2 separate regions of the Homo sapiens genome follow, and region 2 is linked to region 1. Evidence: read pairs that join two places in POLR2A ChIA-PET (ENCODE). Cell type or tissue: Panc1. All regions are shown on one strand. Links, peaks and the distances in the headings refer to the core of each region. The heading gives the core; the rest is flanking DNA.

Region 1 (5,389 bases), core at 94-5,093:
TACAACCTTCTGGGCCACAATTTCCTCTGCTGAAAAATGGGAGAAATGACAGGCTACATCATTGGATTACTAAGAAAAATAAGTGAATTGATTTGTGGAAGTGATACAGTAACTTCTCAATAAATGTTTAGTTACCAATCCATATCTTTTATTTAATTATAATTTTTAATATCAGAAATAATTGGCTATTGCTGCAAAGGGTTAATCTGATGGGGAATTCTACATAAAATTCTTTGTAGATAAGCACTATCCTACACAATACAGATGACATACTTCTAATTTTCATTCACAATCCAGGGCCCCTCCAATTCAAGTATATTCAGATTATCTTTCTAAAGCATGCTTCTCATTTTTTCCTCAAACTTTCAATGCTCCTGTCTTCCCCCCAGACTCCTGTCCCTAGTGCCTGCAACTGCCTACAAGGACAAGGTACAGAACATATAAAGTCATTGCATTGCACCGAATCCAATTGTAAGCGGCTCTCCGAACCCTCACCAATTTATTATTATTATTATTATTATTTGGCTGTTTTCTTTCTCTGTGCCACTTACTCCATTTTCCAGATACTTCAAATTCCTCACTCAGCCAAAAACACCATTCTTTCACGCAAATCTTCCTTTCACAATTGCAATTTCTTCTGCCTAGACTGTGGTCAGCCTTGAAAAACTCCTGTACATCCTTTGTGACCCAACTCGAATGTCACATCCTCTAGCTGACCTCAATCTTCATTGTGACCTCATAATAAGACATATACACCCCTACTGAAGCGTAAGTTCCCCCTCTCCACCCTTCAGGCCCTGCAGCCACTGTCTGCCCACACAGTCCCAAATGTTATCACAATACTAAGCTATTGTGCATTATATGTGATTCACCTCAGAGCCACAGCATATTTTCTTTTCTCTTCCAGAAAAACTTCTTCCTCTCTACTTTCCCCAAGCCACTCACCTCGCAAACTCCTACAAGTTTGTCAGACCTCAGTTTAGTTCAGATCGGATGCATTCAGGGTGTTATGGCAGGAGACAGACATGATCATAGGAAACTTCCTCAGATCTTCCAAGACTAGGTTTGCTTTGTCCCTGAATATGCTTCCAGAGTACCCTCTGCTGACCCTGAGTACTGGTCTATAGCACCAAATGGAAGACTGTCTGTCGATACACATTTTGTGACAGGCTCAGTTTTGTATAACTATTGTCAATCTCCATAACCCTAGCACATAGGAAGTCTCTGGCACATATCAGATGCTCAATATCGGTTGAGTGAATGTATTAATCATCTCCTTTAAAACCAGAGTCAGTGGATTGAAGGGTAAGTATATTATATCTCAAAAAGCTATTATTTAAAAATAAATCTGAATTACCAGTCTATCTTTCTCATTGTAGTTTTACCTCTCAGTTGCTGGACAGAGGTCTTACATGCTTGCATCCCTATCGTGGAGCCTGAAACCTACAAGTTGCTCAATAATGTTTACTGAAATTTCATAAAAATAAAATATTATGCCAGATTCTCAGCCACTGAACTACTTTCTACAAATGACCAATTTATATGAAGCTCCTCAGTAGGTAAATTGATAGTGATATCACAAATCAAGCAGCTGGAAGATTCACTGCTTTCAACATTCACATTTCACAACTAACAATTGGGTCCAGTAAGTGAATTACCCGAGATCGTGCAAATAGGATCACAAAGAATGCCTTCTCCCTAATCAATATCATTAGTGGTATCTAACTTAGAAAGACTGTTGTAATCACAGTAGTCAGATTTAGTGTTATGAGTATGGACTCTGCCAGCAACAAATCACCAAATACAGGTGATGAAAGCTATAGCTAGAAATAAATAGATCACTAGTGGGTTTTTGAAAACATGATCAGATTAAACAGGTGTTGATATGCATGAGAAGAGGAATAAACTCTTGGTTTGATGTAAGTCATTATTTGGCAGTTGTGTAATATCTGATAATCCTTCTAGGCTCTATTTACTCAAAGACCAGGAACTATAAGTATATCTGCTTCATAGGACAGAAGCCAGTGAAATTGGAGACAAATATTTTACATACCACAAATATGGTATTCAGGCAATGATGATAACAGCATCATTCTATAAGACCAACTGTATGACAGGCTTTGTTTTAAGCACTTTAGACACACTTTACACACGGCTTTGACTATAAACTGCATCTTTTTTTTTCCCTACTAACCTACTAACAAAGAACCAACAGGTGTCACTTAATATGTGTTACAATGGTTTCTTACCACATCAATCATAGGATGTGTTTCAATTTTCAAGAAATTAAACTGTGAGAAAGATATTTTATAGGATACAAGTAATAGAGTATAATACATTTAATAGTCCTAACAATCCTATGAGATGGGTCCTATTATCATCCCCATTTTAATGATGTGGAAGTTGAGGCGCAGAGAGGTTAAGGAACTTGTTCAAGGTTACATAAAAGCTTTAATGACGAGAAAAGTTTAACAGAGACTCAAAAAGTTTTACAGCGTCATCTCTCAGAAGCCCATAAAATGCTAAGAATTAGGTTTGTTTCTCTAAATCATACAATTGAACCAGTAAACTTTCCTCACTGAAGGGTATGGTGTCCTGAGATCTAAGAATTCTCATGGCAAAGTATTATGAAAATAAAAGTAGAAAGATAGCAATTTTAAACTCTTCAAGTTTTTATAATTTGCATCCTCTTTGCATTTATATAGCTCAGTTTGTATCAGACCAATTTGCACTCATTTGGATTTTGCTTTTAAGTTTTCTAAATCCTTTCATTTATCTGTTTTCTGTATGCATAAAGATACTGTAACTATTCTGGAAATGATAGTGTATTTGTTTTTCGATCTCCTTACTCCCCTTCTCCACCCTCCAAGCCTTGCTCTGAGCTTAGTGGGCATTAAATAAGTGTTGCTGACTAATTAAAGGCAAATTGGAGATCCAATTTGGCATCATATCCCAAAGCATGATATTAAAAAACACACAACTCAAGCATAGATTGTTAGCTTCTCGTATATGATTAGTGGTATTCTTGGTATAATTTACATAGTGAGAGAACATGGCTTTTTGAACTAAGCAGAAACATCCAAGGATTTGGTATGAATGTTGGAGGGAGAGTTGGGAGGAGGATCAAAGGAACACATTAAGAGATGAGACTGTGATTTGACTATGACTTGATCATCGAATAGAGTCCTTAGGCTGATCACAGTTAAGATACATATTTTTAAATCTGAGTTATTTGGTGAGGTAATGAGAGCTAACTAATAAAGCTAACATGAAATATGATACAGAAAATATGACACAGTTCCCATCAATGTTCATTTTCAAAACAATATTATTTTATGTATAAAATCATCTCTAAGCACAGAAAGGTTGTTTGCTGACTCTTGCTCCCACATATGAAAGTCAAGATATGATATTCCAGATCACCTGTGAAATTCTAACATGGTTATTAGGAACAGCAATCAAAGTGTAAGCACTTTTCCATCGTCTTGTAATCGTGCAAGGGAAGATTGAAAAGAAACACAACTGTATAATTTTCAAATTTTTCCTCATCAAAGACACTGGTTAATTGGGAAGTTATTGAGAATATAAAGTTAAATCTTGTTAATCCTTTTCCTATCATATGAAAATTCCTATTAACCACACGATGAAACCTTCTTTTCTCACACGCAGGTTAAACTAAAAGCTATTCCAAAATCCCTCACCTCTAAGCCCTAAGTGACACTGTGCAATCTCCTACCCACACCTCTCTTTACGGTAAATAGAGAAGAGGTGCACATTCTGGCAAACACATTAGTCCTCATCTACCAAAGTGAAAATCTGTGAGCTAAGAAACTTCTATACATTGTCCAGTAGTACATGTTTATAAAAATAACCTTGAAGCTTAGTCAAAGTCTCTCTGAAGTTATCAAATATTGAATGTTTTTCATTATTTTAATATCAAATATGTCTTCATTCTATTTGGTACTTTAAGTTTCTTTGCCATAATAAGATATAATATACATCAGACAAACATATTTAGGAAAAAACAAAAACCCCGTTCAGTTTTAAAACTGCCAAAAATGTTAGCTTTGAATGGGCAAAAATAGAATAAAGCTTCTTGAAAGTTATCAAAGTCTAATAGTATCTCACGATTGCTTTCTAATGGGCTCATTACTATGTTAGTTTTGCTTATCAGAAGTTTAAATTACAGGTTTACAGATAAACCGTTTTAAAACCAGAATGAAAACTAAATACTAGTGGAACATTGGTCTACAGACCAAAGCAAGAGGCAGTCAGAAAGTGAGAGGAGCGGATCTCTAAGGTCCACAACTTGTTTACTTGCAAACATCTGGGGTGAAGTCCCAGCCTCAGATATTTGGTTTGCCTTGACTTTATAAATTTCTCTCTGTGATAGAGAAGTACATACAATGTTGTCTCTACCACACCAACCACTCTGTTTAAGCAAAACCCTCAAAAAGTTGCTTGTTTTAATAACTACATTGCCACAGTTTTGTAACAGGTAATTCTGCACTCTGGCCACAGCTAGTTGGATCAGACATTGAACCCAAACCAGACTAGATACCCAGGAGCTGTGTTGGAGGAAGAATTCCTCCTCCATGTGTACTGGAGAAGAACCAGCTAAAATAATGGTCCTGTTGGTTCAGGCTTTTCAGTGTAAGGATACAGAAAAAGAAAAGCTGGGAGCAGAGATGGAATGGAGCAAAAGCCAGAGACACACGGCGTAGGATGAGGAGGCCATGAGGCAGGAGGACATCATATAACGAACATCCTAGTGTTCAGAAGAAGACTAAACAGAATCACTAACAGGAGCTGCCACAGAAAACAGAAGGAAAATTGAAGAAAGCTAAGTCCTTGTCCAACAAAGACCCACCGGACAAGGAAACACTGGATGTTTATTTCTGAGGAATGACAAAATCAGCTGCTGTTGTGTCCTCAATGATATTCCAAGTCTCCATGAGGCTTGGTTGTCTAGTTGCTGACATGGGTTTTTGGACTTCCTTCCTTCTCCCTGTATATTACCATAAATTCCCATCATCTAAAGTCATCTGAGGTAACTTTAAGCACATCTTGGTTCCTGCAACCTGAAAGGACCTAACTAAAACAGACCCAAGAAACGATTTCTTTATTTTAAAAGAACTTAGACACACATAATTCTGGCTCATCCTGGTATATTATGGTTTTAAAAAATGACTAAATCTATTAACAGAAGGAAAATAAATAAATAAAAGAGAAGGATAGGGGAGAGAGTTTATTTTGTGTCTCTCTGCTTATAAAGCACAACAACACATTATCTGTGATTTGGGAATTATCCGTGAGGATGCTCCTCTGCGATCTGTAATATCATAAAAGCTAGGCAGATTAGCTCTATTCTCTTACATACCTACATTTT
Region 2 (5,389 bases), core at 329-5,328, 650 kb after region 1:
TTCCATCTCACTAAAAGTGCTTCCCAGAGAAAGTGGTACCTTGAGTCTTCACAGTGGTCAAGCAGGATTTTAATTCAGTGTTAATGATCAAGGGATTGGGGACCTCCTTTTTTAATTTTATTTTTCCGTAAGTTATTGGGGTACAGGTGGTATTTGGTTACATGAGTAAATTCTTTAGTGGAGATTTGTGTGAACCTGGTGCACCCATCACCTGAGCAGTACACACTGAACCATATTTGTTGTCTTTTATCTCTTGCCCCCCTCCACTCTTCCCCCCAAATCCCCAAGTCCATTGTATCATTCTTATGCCTTTGCACCCTCATAGCTTAGCTCCCACATATCAGTGACAACATACAATATTTGGTTTCCCATTCCTGAGTTACTTCATTTAGAATAATAGTCTCTAATTGCATCCAGGTCATTCTTTGCGATTCAGTGTTTTCATCTGCAAAATGGGATAATAATGTTATCAACCTCACAGACTTTTTATGAATAATATATGTGTCATTATGTACTAAATCTCTTAGAAAAGCTCCTGGATCATAGTAAGTGCTCCAAAATGTTGATCATTACTTTTATTCTTAGCATTTGAGTAAAATTACCCTAAAATTTCTTGCACTCTCAAAAGAGAAATTCTTAATTCATGCAGGAAGACCCATGCTCATTGAATTCCTTTGCACATTACTGTAGAACCTACTCCAGCCTTTGCAGGTGCCCATGCTGTGTAGTTCACAAGTGTGCTCTGGTTTTCTCTCTCTCTACCCCAAAACTTGTCTTTCTCTGTCTCTCAAGCGCGCGCACACACACACACACACACACACACACACACACACACAGTAATTACTCTCTGTAGAAACTGGACTGTTTATCAAAACCCTGGGTGTAGGAGTGTCTCAAATGATTTCTGGAAACTGAAATGATTTCAGAGATACCAGGCATCAAGAATGTGGGTGTATAATACAAACAATAAGCAAGTTCATATCGAAATCTTTACATTTAGGAGAGGTGGGTTTTCCTTTCTGTTGGTTTCTTTTTTTCCAAAAGCATCATCATTTATGTGGTTTGAAAATGATCTTTCCTCTGGAAATTAGACATCGCAACATAGAACATAGAGATGTAGCTGATTAAGTGTATGAAGGGGCCAATAGCTTTTCAGAGAGGCTTCATCCTCTTTCAGGCATGGCAGCCTACAAGAATGAATTTGCTTTGAGTCATACATTTTACATAAACCAAAGAGGTTACCCCTAAGATGAACTGTCTGGCTTATTGTTCCCTACCCCCACAGCATCCCACATACCATCACAGGAAGGCATTAGCAGTTTCAGGACTTGAACTTTCTCTCAAATTTTTCTTTACTTGAACCAAGCAGAGTTGCTACAGTAAAAAATAATTGTCACTGTGTCGAGTGTAGTTAATGGCTGTGGGCATGTTGTCTTTTTAGATGTAAAGATAATGAGATCTTATTTCCCACACACAATGAGTATGGCAATTAGTAGGGAAAAGTTTGCCCTCCTGAATCCAGCCCTGTTTTCCATCTTTCTGTTTATTTTGTGAATAAGGACAAGCAATTGCTAGAGGCTGGCCAGAATTAGGTTTCTCAGAGATCATCTAGTTCACCACATAACTCTTTCATTTTATAGATGTAGAAACTGAAGGCCAAAAGAGAAAGGGACTTGCTTACGGTCACACAGGTGTTAGAACCCAGAACTCCTGCATCACAGTTCAGGATTCCAACAGTAGGAAAAAAGACTTGAACCTATAAGAACTTCTTCAGAAGCACCAATGTGTTCATAAAATAATCAAAGCGTAATGACATGATACAATAATATATGATCTGAAAGGATTATTATGGGAATAAATAATAAGGAAAGTAAAATATTCATGTAAAATCTTAAATCACTGGCCAGGCACAGTGGCTTATGCCTGTAGTCCCTGAACTTTGAAAGGCTGAGGCAGGAGCACCACTCGAAGCCATGAAGAGGTTGAGACCAGCCTGGGCAACAAAGTGAGACTCCATCTCTACCAAAAAAAAAAAAAAAAAAAAAAAAAGCCAGGCATTGTGGCACATAGCTGTAGTTCCAGCAGCTACTATTTGGGAGGCTGAGGTGGAAGGATGGCTTGAGCTCAGGAGTTCGAAGCTGCAGTGAGCTCTGATTGTGCCAGTGCACTCCAGCCTGGGTGACAGAGTAAGACTATGTCTCTAAAACTCAAAAAACCCAAACAGACAAAGAAAAATACTTTAAAGCACCAACTAGATGGCTGACAAAGACTGCAGAACATCTACTCAAGTCAAGGGGAAAATAAGAATTATTTTCTTCTTGCAAATAAAACAGAATTCCCAAGGCCATTTAAAATGTCTGTTTGCCTATATGCCTTATTTTAGCTGAAATTTCCTTTGCATAATTTAGTCCTAGGAAGTTTCATATCATTCTAGAACTAAAGATAATTTGTCTTAGTCTATTAAATAGTTAGCAATCTTCAGCTAAGCACAAGTTGTAGCTGAGGTCAAAAGTAGAAACACTAACTTTCTCTACGGCATTTGTTGATCTAACCCCAGGGTAGGAAGTCTAAACTCTGAGGAGAGGGTTCCCAGTTAAAGAGGTTAATAATATCTTTGTCACCACAAAGACTTGCCCCCTAGAACCATGGAGATTGGAAGAGATGACTGAAAGTTAATTCAGCCAGAAGATATTTTGGGCTCAAAAATGGAAGTACATACTGCTTATGGGACCTTTAAGATATGAATTTGAGACAAGTAGAGTCGCCTGTGAGATTGGGGAAGACACATTTTACACGTGTGGAAGCAGGATCAGCAGGATCAAACTTGTTTGGAGCCCATAGTAGGAAGTTCCCACAAGACAGAGTGTGGTTCAGAACTTTTGAATAATCTGAAGTGTGAAAACATGGAGCCAGGCTGCCTCTGGATGGAGTGAGCACCGCCCCACAGAAGCTGTTCAACAGAGGCTCTGGAAGGGAGGCCAAAGGGGAAGAGTCAAGTTAAGAGTGGCTGCAGATTGGAGAAATCTCCCCTTTGGTTTTCCACACTCCTAAGAGTCTGAGAGTCTAGAATTCCTTTCTCTAAAGAGGAAAGATACTAGAAAAGCCAGGGGAGACAGAATGACAAGAGGCAGGATGCAAAAACCTTGGGCAGCCTCTCTTCTCTCCTCTCATAATCGGGAGAATGATGGGATTCTGCACTCAGGGAAATGAAAGGGCAATAAACTTCCAAGGCAATGAAAGGCGCTGTCTCTAGTCCTGTATTCAGGCAACATGTGGAAGTCCTTGCTTTCAGACAGATTGTGGGGATTTTTTTTAAACACAAAAGCTTCTGTGGCTGAAGTGATGTGATCCAGATTGTGCAGCTGGAATTGCTCAACTTCAGGTGGCCCTGGGTTGGAGGACTACACCGCATGACTTGGTGTGTGCGGCATTGGCACGGTGTGGCGTGGGGTTTGTGGTGCTGGAATGGTGCAAAATTTCTCTTGAAATGTGTGCTGCTGCTTTGAGAGACCAATGGGATCATTAGAGAATGTCCACTGTTTATTAAAATGAACTCCATGGAGTACTAATCTCATAAGATCCGTGTTCTAGGGCCAAGTAAAGAGGAATGTTGTGTATCCATATTTCCTCCCTGTAGATTTACATTCAAAGGCTCTGAGAAGGGCTGTAGCAAAGCAACCTGTTTCATTTGGAATAATCCTGCTTTTTTTTTTTTTTTTTTTTTTGAGACGGAGTCTCGCTCTGTCACCAGGCTGGAGTGCAGTGGCATGATCTTGGCTAACTGCAACCTCCGCTTCCCAGGTTCAAGCAATTCTCATGCCTCAGCCTCCCGAGTAGCTGGGACTATAGGTGTGCCCCACCACACCCAGCTAATTTTTTTGTATTTTTAGTAGAGACGGGGGTTTCACCATGTTGGCCAGGATGCTCTCGATTTCTTGACCTCGTGATCCACCTGCCTCTGCCTCCCAAAGTGCTGGGATTACAGGCATGACCCACCGCACCTGGCCAATCCTTCTTTTTAAAAACTTATTTGATGGTGGTGTCAATTTTTACCTAAAACTACTGTCATCCTGGGAACTGATGCTCCGTGGTGAACACTGTGGTAACACTTTTGGGCAATTCCAAGGATGACACATAGACTCACAAAATGTTAGAACTGAAAGCAACACAGAATTTAATGCCATTCCCCCACTTTTTGAATAAACTAAGCAGAGGCCTGCAAGGGTTATACCAAAGTAATGACCAACAACCATTAACTCTGACCTGCAAGAACTTGAAATTTTAAAATGTCAACAAATGACTGTGTAACATTAGGTCATGGATTATGATGTAATATTATATTATACATAAGGTTAGACAGCAGTTACAAGAATACTGGACTTAGAATCAATAAAGCTGGGGTCTAATCGGAGGCCTCTGGCTCTGTCACTGTCACTGCTTAGGTCCATCTTTCTACTTTTGTTAGTGTTGTGTGCCCCCATCTCTAAAATGGGAAGAATAATGCTTGTGTGGCTGATCTCAAAAGTTCCGGTAAGAATCAAGACAGAACGAATGTGAAAGTGGTTTATAAATTGCACTGTGATATGTAGGAATCTTCCTTCCTCCTAACATATTGATGTTACAGCAGCATCAGGAGGATGTGAGTATTTTCCATTGCTTTTCTCATTGTGAGGGTAGTTTGCATGAATCTGCCACAGACTCCATCTTTCAACCACTTTCACTGTTTAGTGAGGTGACTGGTTACCTCAGCGAGCCCTCAGCAAATCTAGTTACCCCCTTGAGTGGAATGCTGGATCTGTGATCTTACACACACCTGACTAGCAAGGGAAAGCAGAAAGTTATGAGCAAGGTGAAAGTCTCAGCAGATTTTTGGACATTTGACTTCTAGTACTCACAGACACCTATGAAAAAAACAAAGGCTTCCGAATTTTGTGTTGTTAGGACTCAAAAAGAAGAAGAAAAAGAAGAAGAATTCAATAACAGTCATCACCAAAAGACAGAAAGAGAGGAAGACAGAATGTCTGCATTGAGAAAATCTTGGTATCTTATCTCTGGGATGTTATTGATGATCTGAGTATAGTGCAAAATCTTAAGTGAAATGAATTGGTGGTTTCAGTTCCGGATATGGTATGCAAAGAAAAAAAAAATTTGCTCTTTGAAATTCAACGCTTCCTCGTCTGTGCTTCAGGAAGCCACACGCCTGATGTTGAGCGTGGAAACTGACTCATTTCTAGCCCTTTGAGATTAGCCTCTCTAGCCCCCAGACTGTGGGCAGGATCTGGGCCCTAATGGGAAACTAGAATTGGGTCTGTCCAAACCTGGAGGAGAATCAGACACAACCTCATCGGATGCACATCTCTTTTAGGGTACTCAGCCTCCCAGAAGTTTC

Evidence for each region. ChIA-PET counts read pairs that join two places held together with the same protein. Peaks named below come from ENCODE experiments on the same cell type or tissue, not always from the same donor. Only the 100,000 strongest peaks of a DNase experiment are listed, where the experiment ranks them.
Region 2: POLR2A ChIA-PET joins it to region 1 with 11 read pairs; 2 of 35 experiments call an interaction of 5 or more read pairs at or near these places.

The regions. Positions count from the first base shown.
Region 1 is chr3:188,564,291-188,569,679 of GRCh38, reverse strand. All of the region lies in intron 6 of LPP (LIM domain containing preferred translocation partner in lipoma), which reads right to left. It overlaps LPP-AS1 (LPP antisense RNA 1), which reads left to right and starts at 1,014. Exons shown (of 2, transcript NR_046623.1): 1 at 1,014-1,305. In Panc1, for the core only: no CTCF peak of the experiment used is centred there; no DNase peak of the experiment used is centred there.
Region 2 is chr3:187,919,040-187,924,428 of GRCh38, reverse strand. No RefSeq gene overlaps it. Among named protein-coding and RNA genes, the nearest start is that of LINC01991, 55 kb to the left of the region's middle. RefSeq lists an enhancer at 4,992-5,171. In Panc1, for the core only: no CTCF peak of the experiment used is centred there; no DNase peak of the experiment used is centred there; H3K27ac peaks cover 1,001 bases.